Linked DNA regions of Homo sapiens: region 2 is linked to region 1. The links are chromatin contacts, found by Hi-C or POLR2A ChIA-PET in ENCODE. All regions are on one chromosome and are shown on one strand. The core of a region is the stretch at or near the end of the contact, and the rest is flanking DNA. Distances in the headings are between cores, read along the strand shown. Region 1 overlaps TRIM37 (tripartite motif containing 37). Region 2 overlaps CLTC (clathrin heavy chain).

Evidence for each region. Hi-C counts contacts between places; a loop is a spot of excess contacts on that map. ChIA-PET counts read pairs that join two places held with the same protein, here RNA polymerase II (POLR2A). Pooled maps may share reads with other maps.
Region 2: a loop to region 1 is called in a pooled map, with 4 times the contacts of the local background. The contact joins two enhancer-like sites. A Hi-C loop is called at or near these places in 1 of 50 pooled maps. POLR2A ChIA-PET finds 5 or more read pairs at or near these places in 2 of 52 experiments (HCT116 and activated CD4-positive, alpha-beta T cell).

The regions. Positions count from the first base shown.
Region 1 is chr17:58,999,696-59,006,112 of GRCh38, forward strand. It overlaps TRIM37 (tripartite motif containing 37), which reads right to left. Exons shown (of 24, transcript NM_015294.6): 23 at 1,903-2,019. Among named protein-coding and RNA genes, the nearest start is that of TRIM37, 100 kb to the right of the region's middle. RefSeq lists enhancers at 1,558-2,757, 1,702-1,941, 1,992-2,041. Within about 2 kb of position 1,901, at least 22 of the 41 ENCODE cell types and tissues checked have a DNase peak (open chromatin) inside an H3K27ac peak, as active enhancers do.
Region 2 is chr17:59,637,545-59,643,794 of GRCh38, forward strand. All of the region lies in intron 1 of CLTC (clathrin heavy chain), which reads left to right. Among named protein-coding and RNA genes, the nearest start is that of CLTC, 21 kb to the left of the region's middle. RefSeq lists a silencer at 4,718-4,797. Within about 2 kb of position 4,692, at least 6 of the 41 ENCODE cell types and tissues checked have a DNase peak (open chromatin) inside an H3K27ac peak, as active enhancers do.

The sequences.
Region 1 (6,417 bases), core at 651-3,150:
AAAGATGACAGGAATTGTCTCATTTTGTCCTCCTGGGGACAATCTGGGGACAGCTTAAAAAGGGAACAAGAAGCAATGGTGTATATTCTCAAGATTCAAGACCTTATAAACATAAAACATATTTCAAAGCCAATTAAACTACGCATTCAAGTATCACTACAAAAACCCACCAGCACTCCAAATAACTTGCACAAAATTTGGATGCTTATTTTAGAAGCAGAGGAAGTTACTAAAGATGCCTTAATACTTACAAATCATCAAATGCTTGGTTCTGTATTGAAAAAGATACCAGAGCACCAGGAAAATATGCAAAATATAAAGCAGAAAATGGCATAGGCTTAACAATGTTGTCACTCCAGGATATCTTGCAGAGGAATGTTCAGATTGATTATTAAGGCCTCTGGGTAACTTTAAATGTGTATTTCTCTAACTTGACAGTATATCCTTTTACTGATTAATCTGTATTCCAGAAAACTGCTTGACAGCAGAATACTTATGGTATATCCACATGATAGAATATTAGGTTGCCATAAAAAATGAAGTTTATGAAATTTTAAATAACATACAAATATATTTAAGTGAAAAAAGCAGAATAAAAAACTATTTATAAAATATTTAGGTAGGGCTGGCATGGTAGCTCACACCTGTAACCCCAGTACTTTGGGAGGCCAAGGTGGGCAGATCACCTGAGGTCAGGAGTTCGAGACCAGGCTGGCCAACATGGTGAAACCCTGTCTCTACTAAAAATTACAAAAACTAGCTGGATGTGGTGGCACATGCCTGTAGTCCCAGCTATTCAGGAGGCTGAGGTGGGAGAATTGCTTGAACCCAGGAGGCAGAAGTTGCAGTGAGCTGAGATTGTGCCACTGCACTTCAGCTTGGGAGACAGAGCAAGACTCTGTCTAAAAAAAAAAGAAGAAGAAATGCAATGCAAATAAGACAGAAGAAAACAAGGGAAAATATTAATAGTAGGTTTCTCTTGTTTTTTTCCTAATAACTTTTTTGGGGGTAGGAGGGAATAAAAATTATTTCATAATCTGCATGTATTTCTAAGTTATTTTTATTTTAAAAGGTTAAAGTTATCTTACAGTAGGCTAGAAAAGGAAAAAAAACCCAAACATCTGAAATCTCCCCAGGGATTGGCAATCATTTCCTATGAAGGGTAAATATTTAGGCATTGTAGGCCACAAATGGACTCTCTTGAAAATTCTTCTTTGGGCTGGGCACGGTGGCTCACGCCTGTAATACCAGGACTTTGGGAGGCCAAGGCAGGTGGATCACGAGGTCAAGAGTTCGAGACCAGCCTGGCCAACATGGTGAAACTCCATCTCTACTAAAAATACAAAAACATTAGCCAGGCGTGGTGGTGTATACCTGTAATCCCAGCTACTCAGGAGGCTGAGGCAGGAGAATCGCTTGAACCCAGGAGGCGGAGGTTGCAGTGAGCCAAGATCACGCCACAGCACTCCATCCTGGGTGACAGAACAAGACTCCATCTCGGGGCAAAAAAAAAAAAAAAGAAAAAAAAAACCCACAAAGAAAATTCTTCTTTGTTTCTTTTGCTTGGTTTTTAAAGACTCTTTACAAAGTAAAAACCATTCTCAGGTCACAGACTATACAAAAGCAGGTTGTGGACCCCGTCTCTGCCCAGTAAGTAGCACTCATTAGGTGCAACCAAGCCAAATATTACTGGCTGTGTTTTTTTAGTACTCACCATAATAGTTAACCAAAGAATGTTGTCTCACAAATGACAATAATTAAAAAAAAAAAAAAAGAAGTAGAAGCAGAAGAAGCAAAAGCAGTAGAGCGGAAAAAGTAGAAGTAGCAGCAGCAGAAGAAGAAGAAAGAGAAGCGGCAGCGGTGGTTTTAGTAATCTGTGTAAAATGACATCATGTGCTGCACCTTCATCCGGGGGCTGTGTCATGACCATGAAGGAGTCGTGAAACCCGCCCACACTGGTATGCTCTTCCTGCTCCTCATTCTCAGTGTCACATTCAATGTCACTGTCGCTACTCATTCCTGGCAGGAAGGAAGGAGAACATGTTTCTGAAAAGAAACCACTGTAAGTAAAAGGAAACAGAAATCTCCGTATCTGCTAAACTGAGATTCCTATTGAATTTTACATGGAATGCCAAGAATTCAACAAACTAAACACTAACAAAACAAAGACAAAAGTAACCGCACAAACCTCGATTCTCTTTAGCTATTTAGAGTGGTTTTATTTCTGTTCTCAAAGTTTAAAATTGCCCTTTCCATAGTACCTGAAAGTTATTATTTGAAACCAGCATTAATTTTATTATACTGATAATACTTTTTTCCAAATCAAACACTGTTTTTTTTTCAGTCACAAGAGATAACAGGAACTCTTTTAATCCTGATTCATTATAGACATAATTATATTCCCTAGCCTAAAACATAAATATAAATGTGTTATACAAATCCACATGGTGTATGAATATTAGAAATTCTGGCAATTCTAATAATAGTTTGTATTCTAATTGGGCATCTAATTTTTTTGTGTATGTCGGTTGATTTGTATTTATTTTTATTTTTTGAGAGACAGGGTCTCGCTCTGTCACCCTAGGCTGGGCTGCAGTGGCCTGATCATAGCTCACTGCAGCCTCAAACTCCTAAGCTCAAGGGATACTTCCGCCTTAGCCTCCCAAGTAGATAGGTCCACAGGTACATGACACCATGCCCTGCTAATTTAAAAATTTTTTGGAGGGACAGGGTCTTGCTATAATATGTTGCCCAGGCTGGTCTTGAAATCCTGGGCTTGAGAAGAGATCCTCCCACTTTAGCCTCTTACAGTGCTGGGATTACAGGTCACTGTGCCTGGCCACATCAGTTGATTTTTAAAAGAATAATTCTATAAAAAGTATTTGTTTCAGCAAGATAGCAATCAAGAAAACCTGAAAATCTTTCTGCTACAAATCCTTACAAATAGCAAGATAAAATATAAATGTAAAACATTATTTTAATGAACAAGCACATTAAAAGGCAGAAAGGAAATCCACAGTGTCAGAAACAAAGAAAGATAAGGAACTTTCATTAGTGGGTCAGGGACCACAGTTGCCCTGGAGAGCTTCCTGTGAGGATTTTTAAACACTGCCTTGGGATAGAAAAATGAACCCCCCACAGAAAGGGAATTAAAAGTGAGACTAAAACTCCACCCCCTGCATAATGTTAAAATTTTTGTTTGTTTTCTTGAGACAGGGTCTCACTCTGTTACCCAGGCTGGAGTACAGTGGTGCAATCATGGCTTACCACAGCCTTGACCTCCCAGGGCTCAGATGATCCTCCCACCTCAGCCTCCCAACAGGCCTGTGCCATCACACCTGGCTAATTTTTGTAATTTGTTAGTAGACATGGGATTTCGCCATGTTGCCCAGACTGGTCTTCAACTCCTGAGCTGAAGTGATTCACCCGCTTTGGCCTCCTAAAGTGGTGGCATTACAGGCATGAGCCACCATGCCTGGCCAATGCTAAAATTCCTATTGAAAGAACAGACTAGAAAAATGTCTGCCTACTGGCATAGGAAAACAGCAAGGAATTTTGTCTGTTTCTACTGGGCTCTGAAGAGGGGGAAAAAAGTCTTACCTCAAAATTCAAAGTAAGATTTATGTGCCTAATTTCGGTTTGGGATTTAAGGTTGAGGTTCAAATTTTAAGAAATTAACATAAAAATTGTTCAGGAGCTAGTGTTATTTGAATAAAGCAAAAGTAAAATCCTCTCTGGAAGGAAGGTTCTAGGTACAATGGAGCAAGCACATTCCACTCTATCTTTTCCACTGAAAGTAGCAATAAAACCTGGAGAGATGGGTAGTGTAGTTATTTAAGGATATTCATAGTTATTTACTTTGAAAAGTAAATAGAAACAGGCATACTGATGAAGACTGAATTTGAATGACAGCAAAACTGGCAGATTAAAACAAGACCCAGAGTCTTATTAAAAAAAAAAAAAAAAACCTAATGAAAATGTTCAGGATACAACCCCAAATTATTCAGCATATGAAAAACCAGGAAAGACAACCAACAAACATCAATGATGAGATGACACAGATGTCTGGAATTATTTAAGGGCTTTAAAGCTAGATAAAATGCTCATCAGCCAGGCCTGGTGGCACATGCCTGTAGTCCCAGCTACTTGAAAGGCTGAGGCAGGAGGATCGCTTGAGCCCAGGAGTTTGGGACTAGCCTGGGCAACTTAGCAAAGCCCCATCTCTATAAAAAAAAAAAAAAAAAAAAAAAATTTAAAAATTAGCCAGGCACACATTGGTGTGCACCTGTAATTGTCCTAGCTACTAGGGAGGCTGAGGAGGGAGGCCCACTTGAGCCCAGGAGTTCAAGCCTGCAGTGAGCTATGATTGTACCACTGTACTCCAGCCTAGGTAACAGAACACAAGACCCTGAGGGACAGAGGAAGGAAGGAAGAATTAAGAATGAAGGGGATAAAGGGACTGGTCTAAATTGTGTCAAATAGAATGCCATAGAGATAGCAAAAATAACAAAGGAGAGACAATAGATAAAAGGAAAAAAGTTGAAAATTTTGTAGAATTATAAAAAACATTCTGAATTAAATACAAATAAAACATATCAAAATTTGTGGGATGTGACTATAGCAGTGCTTAAAAGGAAAGGTATGACATTATTTATATTAGAAGAGAAAATATCTCAAATCAATAATCTAAACTACTACTTTAAGAAACTAGAAAAAGGAAATTAAACTCAAAGCAAGTAAAAGGAAGGAAATAATAAAAAACATAATAAAATCAGCAGAAAAACAAAAAAACCACAATGAAACAAAATGGTGTTTCTTTGAAAAGATCGATAAAGTTAAAAAAGCCTCTAGGTAGATTCACTAACAAAAAGAGAGCAAACAAAATTTCCAATATCAGGAATGAAAGAGGACATCAACTACAGGTTCTATAAACAGTAAAATATAATAAAATGCTATCAGTAACTGTATGCTCATGAAACCAAAAACAGATGAAATGAGCAAATTCTTTCCTAGGTACAAACTACCAAAGGTTACTCAAGGAAAAATCGATGGGTATTTTAACTCTTAAAGAAATAAAATCTGCTCTAGTTTAAAAAGCTTCCAACAAAGGCAACTGTGGCCCCACATGGCTTCAGTGGTACACTCTTCCTTTTCTCTTTTTAAGAAGAGTTTGGTTAGCATTATTTCAGCCTTAAATATTTAGAAATCGTCTCCATCTTCAGCAAAACAAAAAAACAAAAAAACAAACTTTCCTGTTCTAAAAGAGTGAAGAGTTTACAACAATTTTATGAAGTAGGGGAAAAAGAAAAAGAGCAGAGACGGTTAAAGAGGCCAAAACTAGCTAGTTCTGTGAAGCACCACCTCCACCTTGTGGCCCTTCATGGAACTGTTGCTGAAAACACTAAAACACACTGAGTTGAACTTCAAGGCACAAATTTGACCTCTTATTAGTAGTGTTTCTGAATTCCCGACAAATACCAACCTTCAGGATTCAAAAACAATGAATTGGAATTCTCTGGAATTCCCCAAATCTACATTATTCTTTTAAAAAAGTTATTAAATACATTTTTCAAACTCTATTCATTACATGTGTATCTTTTTTTTTTGAGACGGCGTCTCACTCTGTCACCCAGGTTGGCGTGCCACTGCGTGATCTCAGCCTACTGCAACCTCCACCTCCCAGGTTCAAGCAATTCTCCTGTCTCAGCCTCCCAAGTAGCTGGGATTACAGGCATGTGCCACCACACCCAGCTAATTTTTTTGTATTTTTAGTAGAGATGTGTTTCACCATACTGGCCAAGCTGGTCTCGAACTCCTGACCTTGTGATCTACCCGCTTCGGCCTCCCAAAGTGCTGGGATTATAGGTGTGAGCCACCGCATCCAGCCTACATGTGTATCTTTAAAACAAATCATTTAATTAGTATTTGTAAGAGCTGAGGCCTATAGTGAATATTCAAATGCTAGACTGCATGTGGGTATTACTGGGTAGTATGTGAATAATGTCACGTTTAGAACTCAGCAAGGTTTACAGTACTATGCAGAATCACATGTTAATAAAAATGCCAATATAAGGATTTTGCTTCAAAATCTTTCTTGGAACACCAATCAATTTTTATTAAGTATACCATGTGTAAACTCATTATTATTTACTTAGCAGCAGACAGGGCCATGAACACACATAAAACGGCGATATTTATAATGAGGACTGATTTGTAATCACTTCTTTCCAAGGAGCTCCTGTTGACCTTAACCTTTGATTCCAGGTATCAGTATTTCCAGTTTTTACTTTCAACTTGCCCTAAGTAGATTCCTTCAAATCAGTAATGTTTCTGTGTTGTTAAAATTAATTCTAATAAGACAATTAGAATAATGTTTTCCATTTATTAAACTTCTTGACTAATTTTTTTCAGAATTCA
Region 2 (6,250 bases), core at 3,442-5,941, 640 kb after region 1:
GAAGTTTCTTAAAAAAAAAAAAAAAATTTTTTTTTTAGCCGGGTACAGTGACTCATGCCTGTAATCCCAGCACTTTGGGAGGCTGAGGTGGGAGGATCCCTTAAGCCCAGGAGTTGGAGACCAGACTGGGAAACAAAGTGCTGCCTATCTCTACAAAAAAAAAAAAAAAAAATTAGCTGGGCATGGTGGCGTATGGGTGGTACCATCTATTTGGAAGGCTAATCTATTATCAGTAGTTAAAAGAAATTCACACCCAGAGTTTCAGCCAACCTATGGACAGCTGAATTAAGCAGCCCAGGAGGTTGAAGCTGCAGTGACCCATGATTGTGCCACTGAATTCCACCCTGGGCCACAGAGCAAGACCCTGTATGAGAAAAAAAAGAATTGGAAGTCCTAAAGTGTAATTTCCTTTTCTCCTCACTTCCCCAACAAAAACAAACTTTAAAAAAAAAAAGGCATTTCATAGTGTCTGAGGCAGTTAAGCACCCAGAGACCACTAATCTAGTATCAGTAGTTGAAAGAAATTCACACCCAGAGTTTCAGCCAACCTATGGACAGCTGAATTAAGCAGATAATAAAATGCAAATGCAAAAAAGCTAACCTTGAGCTGGCTTAAAGTACTGATATGTTGTATGTATTAATAGTTAATATCAGTGAGCTCTGGGTTGCTTGATCCCAGGAGTTTAAGGATACAGTGAGCTGTGATCACATCACTGCACTCCAGCTTGGGTGACAGAGCAAGACCCTATCTCTTGCACTCCAGCTTGGGTGACAGAGCAAGACCCTGTCTCTTAAAAAAAAACAGAAGGCAATATCTGTTGAGCTGTTAGATGTCAGGCATTGTTCTTTGCATTCACATTAAATCTTCACACCTCTGAGATAGATACTGTCATCTCAAATGTTTCATATGAGAAAACATAAACACAGCCTGTGTTCTCTAGATCAGTGGTCCACAACCTTTTTGGCGGCACCAGGGACCAGTTTTGTGGAAGAAAATTTTTCCACCGGTTGGGGGTGGGAGTGGGGGTGGGATGGTCTCAGATGAAATTGTTTCACCTCAGATCACAAGGCATTCGTTAGATTCTCATAAGGAGTGAGCAACCTAGATCCCTCGCTTGCACAGTTCACAATAGGGTTCGCGTGCCTATGAGAATCTAATGCCGTGGCTGAAATGACAGGAGGTAGAGCTCAGGCGGTGATGACTGCTCATTGGCTGCTCACCTTCTTCTGTGTGGCCCAGTTGCTAACGGAATACTGGTCTGCGGCCTGTGGTTCGGGATCCCTGCTCTAGATTATGGGGAAGCCGAAGTACTATTTTCTCATTATAAAAACAGAATCCTACCTTTTACTCCCCACCTCCCCCTGTTAATAGAAGTTGGAATGGAGAAGGAAGGAGATGCATTTTAAAATCATTTGTAACATGTAACTCCAGGGTACTTCAGAGTTTTAAAGAATAAATAGGGAATAAATTTGTTTAATTGCCTTTTTAGATCCAGGTTTAGGTGTCAAGTCCTAAAGTAGTGCCACTTGCAGACCAAAATCGAATCTGGAAACCAAATGAGTTACAAAGTTTGGGTGCTTTTCTGTAAAAACAAGGAAGCAGTTTATTTGTATACTTTTGTGTCTTGTGCCATTCTGTTGGAAAAGGGCGGAGGAAATACATACTTTCATATGCTACAGGATAACTCTGAAATGCAAAAGTATCTCTAATTGCTTAGGGGAGAAGGGTATTACTGGAAAGACGGGGTGGGTGACTTTTCATAGTATAACCTTTTGTAAGATTTTAGTGCTTTACTGTATGCACGTGATAACTATTCAAAAAAACAAGCCCCTTTTTTTGGACCCAGTTTATTGACTCCATATTCTTATAACAGCAAAATAAAAATTCTTTTAAGTTAAAAAAAACTTTATCATAGGAATTTCCAAGCATATGTTAAAATAGGATATCTCCAGCTTCAACACTAATGGCATTTTGCAGATTGAGAGGATAATAAAATGTAGCTGTAGTTTGGATACATGTATCCAGATATATTACATGTATTTCAGATATGTCCTCTGAAAATACCTGCAAGTTTATAGAGAATGTTGTATATGTCCTTTGACTTTATCCATGCTTAGTTCCATAGTGTATAATTCAGTTTATGGCTGGGTACAGTGGTTCATACCTGTAATCCCAACACTGGGAGGTCGAGCTGGGAGGATTACTTGAGCCCAGGAGTTCGAGACCAGCCTGGGTAACATAGGGAGAACCTGTCTCTTAAAAAAAAAAAAAAATTAGCCAGGCATGGTGGCGCCTGTAGTCTCAGGTACTGAGGAGGCTGAGGTAGGAAGATCACTTGAGCCTGGGAGGTCGAGGCTGCAGTGGTACCACTGCACTCCAGCCTGGGCAACAGGGCAAGACCCTGTCTCAATAAATAAAGAATAAAAATACAATTCAGTTTCTGTGGTATAGCTTATATGCCATCACACCTTTATAACTGACTGAGAATACTTTATGGTTACTATGTGCTGTTTTGAAAATAAAACCTGTTTAAAAATATGTTGCATTTTAAAAGTTTTAATCTATATTGATATTACTAGACATAGTTATATAGTTTGGCCACCCTGTTACATGCTCCTACTGTAAGGGTATACCTAAACCAGACTTGCAGTTAATAAGAGTGACTTGTCCTATTATTGTGTGCTTTGGCATATTTCTCTTTTGAGTATATAACAGGAAAATATGGGAAGAATTGCTGAGTGTTCTAGACATTCTCACTCAAAAGGAACATCAGTAAGGAAAACAATCTTACCTACCTTATTTGAAGAGGTGGAAGCAAATTTAACCTTCTCTTAGCCAATACGGTCACTTGAAGTTCTTTTTTTTTTTTTTGCCAAAGTCTTGCTCTGTCACTCAGGCTGGAGTGCAGTAGGGCGGTCTTGGCTCACTGCAACCTCCGCCTCCCGGGTACAAGCGATTCTCCTGCCTCAGCCTCTGGAGTAGCTGGGACTACAGGCGTGTGCCACCATGGGCCCGGCTAATATTTTGTATTTTTAGTAGAAACGGGGTTTCACTGTGTTAGCCAGGATGATCTCGATCTCCTGACCTCGTGATCCACGCCCCCTTGGCCTCCCAAAGTGCTGGGATTACAGGCATGAGCCACCACGCCCAGCCGAAGTTCCTGTCTTTTTTTCCTCACAATTAGGAAGGCTATATAGGAAGGAGCAGGGTCCTGTTCAGTTGTGTAAATGACCACCACTTAAGTGTGCTTTTTTAATATGTTTAAACATGTGCCATTATTAAGAATTTGACACGGCTGGACGCCGTGGCTCATGCCTGTATTCCCAGCACTTTGGGAGGCCAAGGCGGACGGAACATGAGGTCAAGAGATCGAGACCATTCTGGCCAACGTGGTCAAACCCCATCTGTACTAAAAATACAAAAATTAGCTGGACGTGGTGGTGCACGCCTGTAGTCCCAGCTACTTGGGAGGCTGAGGCAGGAGAATTGCTTGAACTGGGGAGGTAGAGGTTGCAGTAAGCCGAGATCATGCCACTGCATTCCAGCCTGGTGACAGAGCGAGACTCGGTTTCAAAAAAAAAAACAAAAAACTTGCAACTTCAGAATTATGTTCATGTTTGCTGGTGTTTTAACTCAAACTGGGACATAAATCCTAGGGAAGTAACCCATATCACTGTTGTTCTAATAACTGCATTCGTAGTAGAATAACACTACATTCACTAGTAGAGGCTGAGGGAGAGAGGAAAAGAAGGAATTACAGGTTACAGGCTACTTTTCTGTTCTTGTCTAGACTGAGGCTGACTGACTTGTCTAGACTGAGGCTGAGGCAGGTGGACCATGAGGTCAGGAGATCGAGACCATCCTGGCCAACATGGTGAAACTCCATTTCTACTAAAATACAAAAAATTAGCCGGGCATGTTGGCGCACTCCTGTAGTCCCAGCTACTCGGGAGGCTGAGGCAGGAGAATCACTTGAACCTAGGAGGCAGAGGTTGTAGTGAGCTGAGATCGAGCCACTGTACTCCAGCCTGGCTGGCGACAGAGCAAGACTCCATCTCAAAAAAAAAAAAAAAAAAAAAAAAGAGTTTGTCACTTGCCTCCTGTTTAATTTTGCATTTTTTAAATAAAGTATATCTATTCCACATGGACTATTTTGATTAGTACCAATACATTCCTGAAGGAGATCAAAGATATATATGCATAGCTCTCTTGGTAGCATATGTTTAATGAGAAAGTAATATAAGGATTACATAGATTAGGGTTGCAGGCAGTTCTGTCACTTTAAAGCCAGATCTTTTATTTACCTTATTTTTTAAAGTTTTTGCAGAGATGGGGTCTCATTATGTTGCCCAGGCTGGTATCAAACTCCTGGGCTCAAGTGATCCTCTCATCTCAGCCTCCCAAAGTGCTGGGATTATAGGTGTGAACCAAGGTGCCAGGCCAAATCTTTGTTGTTTTTTTTTTTTTTTTTTTTTTTTACAAGTAAAATACCCTGAGGCTGAAGGTCATTGCTAACTGATGCAGCGTGTTTTTCTTACTGCTTTTTTTCTGGGGATCTAACAAGGAATTGGAAACACAGGTTTTTGACTTTCCTTTTTCCTCCTCATTGTTTTCTGATAGTGTTTTCTTAAAGTCATCTTCCACCTGCCTCTGAAGTTGAGAAGTAGGAAGGAATCTGTTAGAATCACTTGGGGTTCAGTTAGTAGTGTCTGTGGTTTGCTTCCTTTTGTGGTTTTGAATTTAATTTCACTATTTGACTAACACTATTTTTACTCCGACTTCCTCAAACACTGTGGGACTTAAGCTGTGACAGGTGAAACTCAGTGCCTTAGATGAAGGCTTGGTAGAGACTTAGAAACATAGAATTCTTACAGGGTAGCTTAGGATTCTTACAGCATAACTTACTGCTTTTAGGTATATAGCTCTATGAACTTTATGAGCCCACTGGAATGTTTTCTCCAATTATCGGAAAGGATAATTATCAATTAAACTTAAGGAGTCTAAGGACCCTCTACTCAGAAAAATAGATGTGAGATCCTGTCTCAAAAGAAAAGTTAAAGTCAGGAAGAAGTTAAAATTAATGGTTTATAAGGCTTTACTATAACTAAATACATTATAAGTTACATACTTTAAAGCTAGTGTATTTGCCTTGCATTACAGCATATACTTGAGCTTGTAAAGCAGGTTAATCTACTTTATTACGATGTTTGTATTAATGGTTAGAGAGTTGTTTGACTTCTTGCCCCTATATTCAGTGACTGAGTTACTGTAACTACACTTTATAACTGAGTTATAACATTAATAACTTAATACCAGTAGTAATTGAGATAGAAGAGTGAAGAGAAAGTAAAATGTAGCCTTGTAGTCTTATGTTATATCTTATTCAGAGCCTGGCCTGGTTATGTTTAAGCACTATTAGCAGAAGAGTTTCAGAAGAGAATTTAAATAAAATACAGTTAACTTGGCTGGTTTAGTCCATAAGATAATAGTGACAGTGGTGGTGTTTGTGGAGGAAAACTGTATTGCTAGAGGACAAGGGTGACAGAAAGACTTGATTTTTTTTTTTCCATGCTTTTTCTTTTCTGGGGTGTGTGTGTGTGTGTGTGTGTGTGTGTGTGTGTGTATTTTGTACCATGCGAATTTATTATATTACCTTTGGAGGAAAGGGGGATAAAACTAGTCTGGCCAAGGCTAATAAAATAAAGCCTCCATGTAGCTTCTTTTAGTAGGACTTAATCTGTTACAACATAGTTAGTCACCCAGAGTATTAATAACCCACTATGGTAGAGATTTCTTCCTAGTAACAAGTGACTTTTGTTCTTACATACTTAATTGGTTTGCAAAGACCTACCATCTTTAGATCCACTATATTTGTTTAGCAGATACTTTAGTATTTTCTGAGTACACAAAGCAAATCTAATTCCATTATTTTCCTTGTTAAAATCCTTAAGTAGCTCCCTTCGCCTGTAGAATAAACTCAGGATTCTTACTGAGGTATGTTTAGCTTGTTGGTCTGGCCCTTGCTCATTTCTCTAACCTTAATTGTGTACTCCCTCAATCCTATAGTGTTACAAAAGTACTTGTAGTTCCCTTAGCCAACCACACTTTTACGTCTCTGTGCTTTACCACATGCTCTTTCTGTTGAGAATTCTCTCGCCTGCCTCCTTTGAACACATTGCTTTAGCTGTGTAGCCTTTGACAAGATCCCTCTTACATATCTTTGTTTTGGCACTTTTTGCACAGAATTAG